Regions from separate parts of the Mus musculus genome. Here region 2 is linked to region 1. The links are chromatin loops, found by intact Hi-C in ENCODE. Cell type or tissue: left cerebral cortex. All regions are shown on one strand. Links, peaks and the distances in the headings refer to the core of each region. The heading gives the core; the rest is flanking DNA.

What was found. Peaks named below come from ENCODE experiments on the same cell type or tissue, not always from the same donor. Only the 100,000 strongest peaks of a DNase experiment are listed, where the experiment ranks them.
Region 2: it touches region 1 in a loop (4-fold over the local background); 9 of 42 quality-filtered maps call a loop at or near these places.

What each region holds. Positions count from the first base shown.
Region 1 is chr5:52,563,353-52,567,731 of GRCm38, forward strand. It overlaps Lgi2 (leucine-rich repeat LGI family, member 2), which reads right to left and starts at 2,954. Exons shown (of 8, transcript NM_001310604.1): 1 at 2,566-2,954; 2 at 614-685. The coding sequence starts at 2,753. In left cerebral cortex, for the core only: no CTCF peak of the experiment used is centred there; DNase peaks (open chromatin) are centred at 2,674 and 2,884; H3K4me3 peaks cover 1,655 bases; H3K27ac peaks cover 652 bases.
Region 2 is chr5:52,615,974-52,620,352 of GRCm38, forward strand. 8030423F21Rik (RIKEN cDNA 8030423F21 gene) reads right to left here and starts at 3,038. Exons shown (of 3, transcript NR_045738.1): 1 at 2,914-3,038. In left cerebral cortex, for the core only: a CTCF peak has its summit at 824; DNase peaks (open chromatin) are centred at 759, 1,909 and 2,771; H3K4me3 peaks cover 649 bases; H3K27ac peaks cover 1,694 bases.

The sequences.
Region 1 (4,379 bases), core at 310-4,309:
TGCTTTCGAAAAGTGACTGTGGGACAATTATTTTCACTATCATACATTAACTGACTTGGGTTTCGGGACCTTAAATGGGCACTCACCATGACTCGGTAACTTGGATGTGATTCCCAAAGAGGAGCTGGGGCAAACATAGTTTGGGGCTTCCAGGTTGGATCCTGACTCTGTGACTCAAGGCAAAGCATTTACCTTTCCTGAGCATCAGTTTCTTCATCTGTCAGATGGGAAAACAAAAGTACCTTTCCTGCAGAGGCGCCTTGCCCGTGAGATAAAAACGCACACACCTGTGCTGCTTGCTGCATGCATGTGAGACAGACTGGAAGCATTCCTATCGAAGAGCAGTATCAGGATTTTTTTTTTTAAGATAAGCTTCTTTTTGAGGTGAGATGTTGGAGGTGAAACTCTGGTTATGGTCGATGCAGCCACCTCCCAATTGCCTGATCTGTGACTGGGATCTACCACAAGTCCCAGGGGAGAAATTGGCCTAAGTCAGGGAAGGCCCTGGAGCAGGAGAACAGTGGTTTAATGTGGACCAGCTAGGGTGACTCGGAGGGTTGTTGGTTATAGGAAGACCCACTAGAACAAGGCAGGCACCACGTCTCATACTCACAGCAGCTGCAGAGAGGGCAGGTGGGAAAACATTCGGTCCTTGATTTCCAGAAATGTTCCATTTACTAGGCTCCTACGGGCAAGAGAGGGACAGAGTGAGGCCCAGGGTCCTTTGAGGAAGTGCCGAGCCAAGTGGGCAGTGGGCAGTGGGCATTTCCTCCACCTGAACTTCACACTCCTCCTCTCTGGGGTAAAGATTCTTGTGTTTGGCCATTGTCTTCCCGGGGAGCAAGATGAGAAAGAGGAGAGTTGCTTCCCAGTATACTTGGTCAAGAGGAAAACTAGTCTGGCTAACAGAATCCAGTGCTATGTATGGGTCTGGCTCCTCTCACAGACATTAGCTCAGTCAGCTTAAATCAATTCCCGAGCTTCCCTCCCTTAACTACAGGAGGCCTCCGCTGAAGGTGGATAATTACTTCACCCAGGATTCTGTTTGTGCAGACACAAAGTTAATGTTGGCCCACAAAACTCTGGGGTAGGATTAAGCATTCCCCCCTTGGAAGCACAAGTCTCTGGAAGACACTCAGAGCACTTCTGACTAAATGCACTGTGAAAGCCTTGGGGGAAACTCAGAGACACCTGAACTGGCCCAGGAAGCGAGAGGCAGGGCCATCTGCCAGATAAATGGTCGAGCTGGGAAAAGAAGCTTGGCTGCTTCTGCCTCAGGGTCTCCTGCCCTTTCTGGCCACAGCAGGATTTCCATACATGACTGGAGTTAACATGCAGAACACTTCAGCTTTGATCCCATCCAAAGGGTTTAACAAGAGAAATTCTAGAATCCTCCATGTGATCTAATTTAGCAAGAGTAAGAGGCAAACGGGCCTGCTGTGCCCACAGCCAAACTCTTCCAACTTTTTACAGATGTAAACAGGACCTTGAACCCTCTCCCTCCCTGTACGCTGATGCTGTTTTTGCCTTGAAGAAGCACAGGACACGATGGAGAAGGCACAAGCAACGTGGTACCCAGAACTACCTTACCCTCAGGATCCCCTCCTCTACATCTGCAGGGGTACTCCAGCACCTCAGCCTGGAATAAGGGGCTGTCCTAGCAAGAGATGCCCCAGCAATAAACAGACCACCCTCAGATCCCTTCCATAGCAACACTTCACTATTGCCACTGTGTGAGACCTAGTTGAAAGTGCTTAGCAAGCAAGTGGAGGAATCTCTCTGGTTAGTTCTGTCAGTGCTGGTAATACAACCCACCATGGAGAAAGATGGTAAAAAGGGGGCCCTCTTGAACTCAAGGCAAGAAGTTGGAAGGTTTCCCTCACTAGGGGGCTCGGCTGGACACCATATACGGAAAAGCACTTAGAAGTCTTCCGGGTTTCCCCTCTCTAAGCCACGTGGAGTAACCCCTCTACTTCCAGAAGCTGTGTGCCTTTGCACAGCTTAGGCATTTCCTAGCCTGCAGTGTGGAGAGGTCAGGAGGGGGCCAACCTCCCAGCAGAGCTGAGGCCCGCTGCAGTGAGGCCTCACCCATTCCTAATTAGCCGCTCAATCCGGGCGCATACAGCTGCTCTCCAGTCACACACCCACCCACTCACCAACACAACAGAACCACTCAAAACTTTAAGGTGCCCCAAGGATCACCTCGTGGCCCGAAATACAGGCTGTGAACTCTGGTGCAGAGACCCTATCCCATGGTGGGCCCTGGGTCTGCAGTAGCATCAGCTCCCCCCCAGGTAGGTCTGATGCAGGTGGCCTCGGGCCACAATGAGAAACTGTCACGCGGACCTGTCTGGATTCCCGTACTCTGGGGTTTAGAGTCGCCCCCCACCCCACCCTCCACTCCACACAGATTCCACCCACGTTCCGTGCCCCCCAACCCAAAGGCAAAGAAAGGGACTAAGGAGCAGGGTCAGGTGGCGCTGCCCCAGCACCAGCCGCAACTCCCTGGCGGCGGCCGGCGCAGGGCAGGGCAGGGCGGGGCGGAGATGGAGGGGTCCCACTCACAGGGAGCTGATGTCGCCAGGCACGATCCTAGGCACCCAAGAGGAGCCCACGCAGATGATGGACTCCTTGGTACAGCTGCAAGTGGCGGGGCAGCGCGCCAACCGCCTCACCTGCGCGCTCGGCGGGATGAGGCACGCGGCGCTCAGCAGCAGCAACCCCAGCGCCCCGCCGCCTCTCCATAGCGCCATGCCGGGTCCCCGGGTCCCCGCCCGGGCTCGGACCCCCGCCGCCGCCGCCGCCCCGCGCCGTGCGCTCGGACCCAGCGCCGCAGCAGACGCGGGTGCCGCTTGCCGATCGGCCGCCAGCGCTGCTGGCGAGGACGCGGGCGCCGCGGGTGTGGGAGGCCGAGCCGCAGCCGAGCAGCATGCTGGCCGCCACCCCCACTCGGCGCCCCCCCACCCGCGCCCGGGCTGCTGGGCGGCCGCCGCACCGCCTCACCCGCGCTGGCCTGACATCAGCACCCGCGCCTGCCGCGGGCCCGGACCAATGAATAATGCACGCGGGGGCCCGCCCCGCGGGGGAGGGGGGGGGAGGAAAAGTTGGATGACCTTGGGGGAGGGGCCAGCCGTGGCTCAGACCCCCTGGGAGCAGGGACCCGCAATCCTTCTGTGGCTGCAAAGGATTTCACAGACAGTGGACTCCTTTCTACGGGGTCAAATCCTGAGCTTCCTTCCCCGCAAAAAATAAATAAATAAATAAATAAATAAATAAATTTTAGAAAGTAGAAACCGTAAGAACTGGAGCCTCTACACCCCCAGAAAAGTAGGAGTGGGGAGCACTGTCTTGACCTGGGAGAAAGGTCTCTATCCCCGAGTGCCCCGAAGAGGCCAGACCTTTGTGCAGACTTCATTTATCTTACAGAGGACCTAAATGACTGTAGCACAGGGACCCGACTGGGCCACCTTGGCTGGCCCACCATGTTTCTGTGGGGTCTGAGTCTCCACTGCACCTCAGCTCACTGAAGCCATCCCTTTTCAGTTGCCCAAGAAAACTAGAATCGCAAAACTGCTACAGCAGGGTATCCCCTGCCTGGCTGTTGGGCCTTGCAAGAACCTAGCCTGCGAAGAAAAGTTTCCTGGCTCAACACGGTAGCTACACACGGTAGCTACGCCCCACCCCCACCCCCTGATTAAATGATGGGGGACACAGATTGTTAGGAGAGACAGAGTTTGTTGCTCTGAGCACTGGGCCTTTCATCTCCTAACCCTTAGCGGATGCTATCCATCTTCAAGAATTTAACTGATGAGAAAACTGAAGCCCAGGAGTCCTGGGTAGCTGTCAGAGTGTGCTGTTAACAGTCAACACCAAAGAGAAAGACTGGAGCCTGAGATGGGGATTTGTAACTGGCCCCAGGGAAACCCTTTTTACTTCTAGAATCTGTCTTAAGGAGCGTTAATGTTATCATAAGGTCGTGTGCTGCTGGGGGCATGGAAGGAAATGCCAAAGCAGAACAAAGCATTATAGATTCCCCTACCCCACCCCTGCAACTGCTCTGAGCTCAGACCTGTCCATCAGGCTACCAACCTGGGCAAACCATTCTGATGTTAGCGTGTGCCTGAAACAAGTACAGCCAGTGCAGAAGAGGAAATTCATCGGTGCTGCCTCTTATTCCTGAATCATTTTAGCACAATTCAACGGGGGAAATATCTGGCTGTCCACTATGGGAAAAGAGAAAAACTCTCCCTATGGGCAGGAAACTTCAGTAGCTGGACAGATAGCCCAATAGAAGGACCTTCCCATAGTTACATGGATATAAGAGACTGGCCAAAGGGTAGAACATGGGATGCTACTATGGCACTTCATGGAAAGAGTAA
Region 2 (4,379 bases), core at 225-4,224, 53 kb after region 1:
AAAGTCTCATACCACAGGCAAAATACCCAGGAGCAGTGTGAGATAGATCACGCTGCTCAGAAAAGCGAGTACTTTAACCCATTGTTCATGGGCATGCCTATGTGCATGTTTGTGTGTGTGCATGCCTGTGGAGGCAAATGATTGCCTTGCATATCATCCTCAGGAACACCGTGTGTCTCCTTGGAGACAGGGTCTCTGGTTGATCTGGAACTCACCCACAAAGCTAGGCTGGCTGGCTGTGAACCTCCCTCCATCTATCTCCAGCCCCCAAGCACTGGGGTTGCAAATGGACAAATGGACGTCATCACGCCCAGTGTGGATGCTGGGGAGTAACTCCAGACCTAGTGTTTACATCTCAGGCATTTAACCAACCCAGCCATCACTCCAGGTGCAAGAACTTTTGATTTCTGGGTTTTTCCACTTAATGCTTCCAGATCCCAGCTGACCACAGATAATAGAAGCCTTGGATAGTAAAAGCGCAGAGTAGATACTGTCAGTCACTGGCTGTGTGGGGCTGAGGAGGAATGGGGGAGAAGACGGAGAAGGGAGCCAAAAACAGGGAGTTAGCAGCTAGGGTGGAAACAAGGACAGAGCCAGAGGCCAGCCCCATGGGTCTTCCTCATGTGCTCTGTCTTGGAGACTGAATCTGGGCTGGACACCTCCTCCTCAGGCCACATGCTGCCACAGGCAGATTCCCAGGGTGCTCTCCCTTCTTGGAGAAAGAAGTGTGGCAGCTGTGAGCCTCTCCTAGTTACTGGTCCGTTTCATCAGCTGAAATGCTGGCTCACTGCATCAGCAGATGGATCTTCCAGCAGGAAGTGGTTGGGCCTTGTGGGGAGAGCTAGCAATTGCAACCTGATCCAGGAGCAGAGCAGACTCTGGAGCTGAAGGAGGGTCTCTGTGTCCTGGGAAGGCAGGAAGGATGGATGACCAGATCTGGGAAGCTTCCCGGGATAGGAGACTGTCAGTGCTGCATCCAGGAACAACAAACCGAGACTGGCCATACAGCCAAGCCAACAGGGTCTCTGCCTCTCCGCTTTCCACTTTGTAAACTGACTTCACATGCACAGACCTCAAACAGTTGCCTGTGTTAGAAATGCTTTTGAGTATCAGAGGTGGAGTGTGGATAATGTAAGCAAATCGGCTGTGTATTTTTCCCAAGATAAGAAGGACACTTCTGGACTCCAGAATATGATAATACCAAGAAAGTTGTCAGCCAGTTTTCTGGTGCCCCCCCCCCGCCCGCCCCCCATGCTATAAGACAGCTGCTATGACTCTGGAGACCTAGATTCATCCCAGGCAGAAAGAAGGAAGATAATGAGATAGTACTAGCACACAGAATTATGTTTGCGATTCCTGGGCCACTTCCAGCTGTGTTGCCTTCAGACAAACCAAGTGTTTAGTCTTCTGGTCTTGAGAGTAGAGGGTAAAAAGCATGAGAAACTTCAGAACAAGTCACCCCTACCATCTGCCTGAGTGTGACCAAAGGATGCCTGAGTGACTGGGAATACCATAAAGCCCAGGGGACTGGACCATGGCACCGCTGGTTGCTATGGATACCAAGGCCCATCACCACCATGGGCATCATCAGCATGTGAGAATTGGATCTTAGGGCTGTAGAGTTTAGAGGGGACTGGGTGGAGAAGAGGAGTCTCAGATCCTTTAAATCTGACCACACTGAGTTGATTTAGTCAGATGCATTTTATGCAGAGGCAGTGGGGAGTCTCAGGGTACAGATAGCCAATGGCCAGATGACCCCCAGTTTCAATCCCTCTTTCCTAAGTGGATGGCCCTGAACAACTAATTAACCTCTCTGTGTCTCTCTTCTCCGTCTTTAAAGCGATGGTAGCACTGATTCTCCTGCATCTCTAGGATTGCAAGGAGGACTCTGCGCCAATCTGTATAACACAGGGCTCAGAACCGTGACTAAGCCCTGCTGCTTGCCGCACCCTTCAGTGCCATGGAGGAGGAGTATAGGAGGGGCTCAGACTTCATGTTGACCCTCTTCCCTGTGTGAAATGGCCACAGGTCTCCTCCCACCAGGGACCCTGGCCCTTCTCAGGCCCCCACTCCATCTTAATGATAAGCTAGTGGCCACTTGCTTGGAGGCTGTGGGATCTGTTCAGAGTGTCACTGTCACCAGGCCCTTGACAGGGTGCAGCAGCTGCAGAGGGTACAGAGAGAGGTGGCAGGCTCTGTGTTCCTGAGCAAATCACTCAGCCTCCGTGTGCACAGCACCACGTCTATAAAACCGTAACAGCACATCTCTCAAGGACATCTCATTTCCAAACTGCAGGACTTTTCCCTATGGAAATCATGATCTCTGAGTCAAGGTGGCCGCCCCCAGTCTTCTGGCCAGGTGTCTGACTTCCCCAGGGCTCAAGGAGAGCACTCTGGCCTCTCAGGTCTGCCTCCTGTTGTGTCCTGCCCACCTCAGGCCGCACGCACGCCCCCTCTCTGCAGTCTCCCTCCAGGTTGCACTAACGTGCAAAGAAGGGGCTGTGGTTAAAACCCGGACATTCCCCCGAGGATCAGGGTGGCAAGGCCCAGTGCCTTCTTGCAACAGCCCTGCTTCCCAGGGAGAGAGGCCTTTTCCGAGGCGACAACTTTGAGCATGGCGCAGCTGCTCCTGGCGTGCCAAAGCCGGGGCGCGCAGACGCGCGGCGGGTGGCAGTCATTAACCGGCTGTCAGGTTCCTCGGCTGATGCAGCTAAAAATAGCGCGCTATAGATAGCAGCCTCCCCCGCGACTGCAGCCCGCACCCCATCCCCAGATCCGCGCCGCCCGGCACCCCGAGGAGACCGCGCCACCAAGCTCAGCTATTTATAGAACCCACACCTCAGCACTTTCCACCCACCATACAACCATTTCAGCTGCTCCGATGAGAAAAGAGCAGCCTGGGCCGCCACTTACTCCGGTGTGCAATCACATCTAGGGCCAGGGAGTCCTGATGTTATAGGAAACCTCCAGGCAGACTCAGATTAAAGATCAATGGCCACATAAAACGTAAGCAGTCAGTTTCGCGGCGAACAAGTCCTGGTAATACAGAGTTGTTTCAGTGAATAAACTCGGAGAGCTGTGTAGCCCCACCCCCCATGTTGATTAGCCCCCTGGCGAAACCCTGAATGCTTGAAGTAAGGGGCAGGCAGGGAAGGGGGGAGTGGGGCTGGAGACAGACACGGGGTGGGGTGCAGGGGGGGGGGGAGAGAAAGGAGAGGAAGAGGAAGGGGAGAAGAGAAGAATTAGGAATGAGAAGAAGCCATAAAGAAATAGAGATGGGAAGAGATAAAAAAAAAAAAAAATAGAAGGACAAAGAGGATGGGGATAAGGACAGGGAAAGAAGACTGGGAGGTGGCAGAGCAGTTAAGTGCACCTGCTGCTCTCCCAGAGGACCTGAGTTCGATTCCCAGCACCCACATGGTGGTTCACAACTAACCATAACTGAAAGCCCAGGGAATCTGACACCCTCTTCTGACATCCTCAGATACGGTGGTACACAGGCACAGGCACAGGCACACATACTGACGAAACATTATGCACATAATTTTTTTAAAGAGAGAGAAAGGGATAGATGGAGAGAGGTAAAGAATAGAGAGATGAGGAAAGATGGAGATATATTATGCAGAGAGAGGAAGAGAGATAGATGGGAAAAAAAGAAACATTAAGATTGCAAACATGTCAGAGTGTTCCCTAGCCCTTCTCCTAATGCCCTCAACCGAATTTTTTCTTCCCACCTGATCACTTTACTGATTCATCAAGACAAGTATAAATCATATTTCCAAATTTTGGTGAGCCCAGCAGCTAGATAGGCACTGACATCTGTCAAGGAAGAGGGCACTGGGCCTTGCCACCCTGATCCTCAGGGGAATGTCTGGACCCTAACATGGCCCCTTCTTTGCATGCTAGTGCGGCTGACTTGGAGTCAGTTCCTACCTGCCACCCCCAGCTTTGGGAATCTAGAACAGGTGCCTCAGCCTTCAAAAGTCTGGTTTCCTGGGCAGAGCGTCCTGCCCATCTTACAGCACTGGGGTGAGGCCATAGAAGGCATAGAAGGCCTGCAGGCCAACCACTGCTCAAGGCCACAAGCTCTGAGAATGAAAGACCAATGTGGATGTTGTGGACATCACCCCTGGCAAACAGTCTTCAAGATGCATGGCACACCCCCATGTTTTCCCCCATTCTGTTGTGTCCCCCGTGATCCATTTCTGTGAATCCCAGTGGCCCAAAACAAGACCCCTGGGAAGAAGTTTTGAGGACCTGGGCAGAACCTGGGTGGTGAATGGAGACATCTCTCAGCCAAATCTTTGAAGTCTCAAAACCCTTGGTTGAATCTGGACCTGTAGACATGGGTACTTGGTCAGGGAGTAGCTAGGTAATGC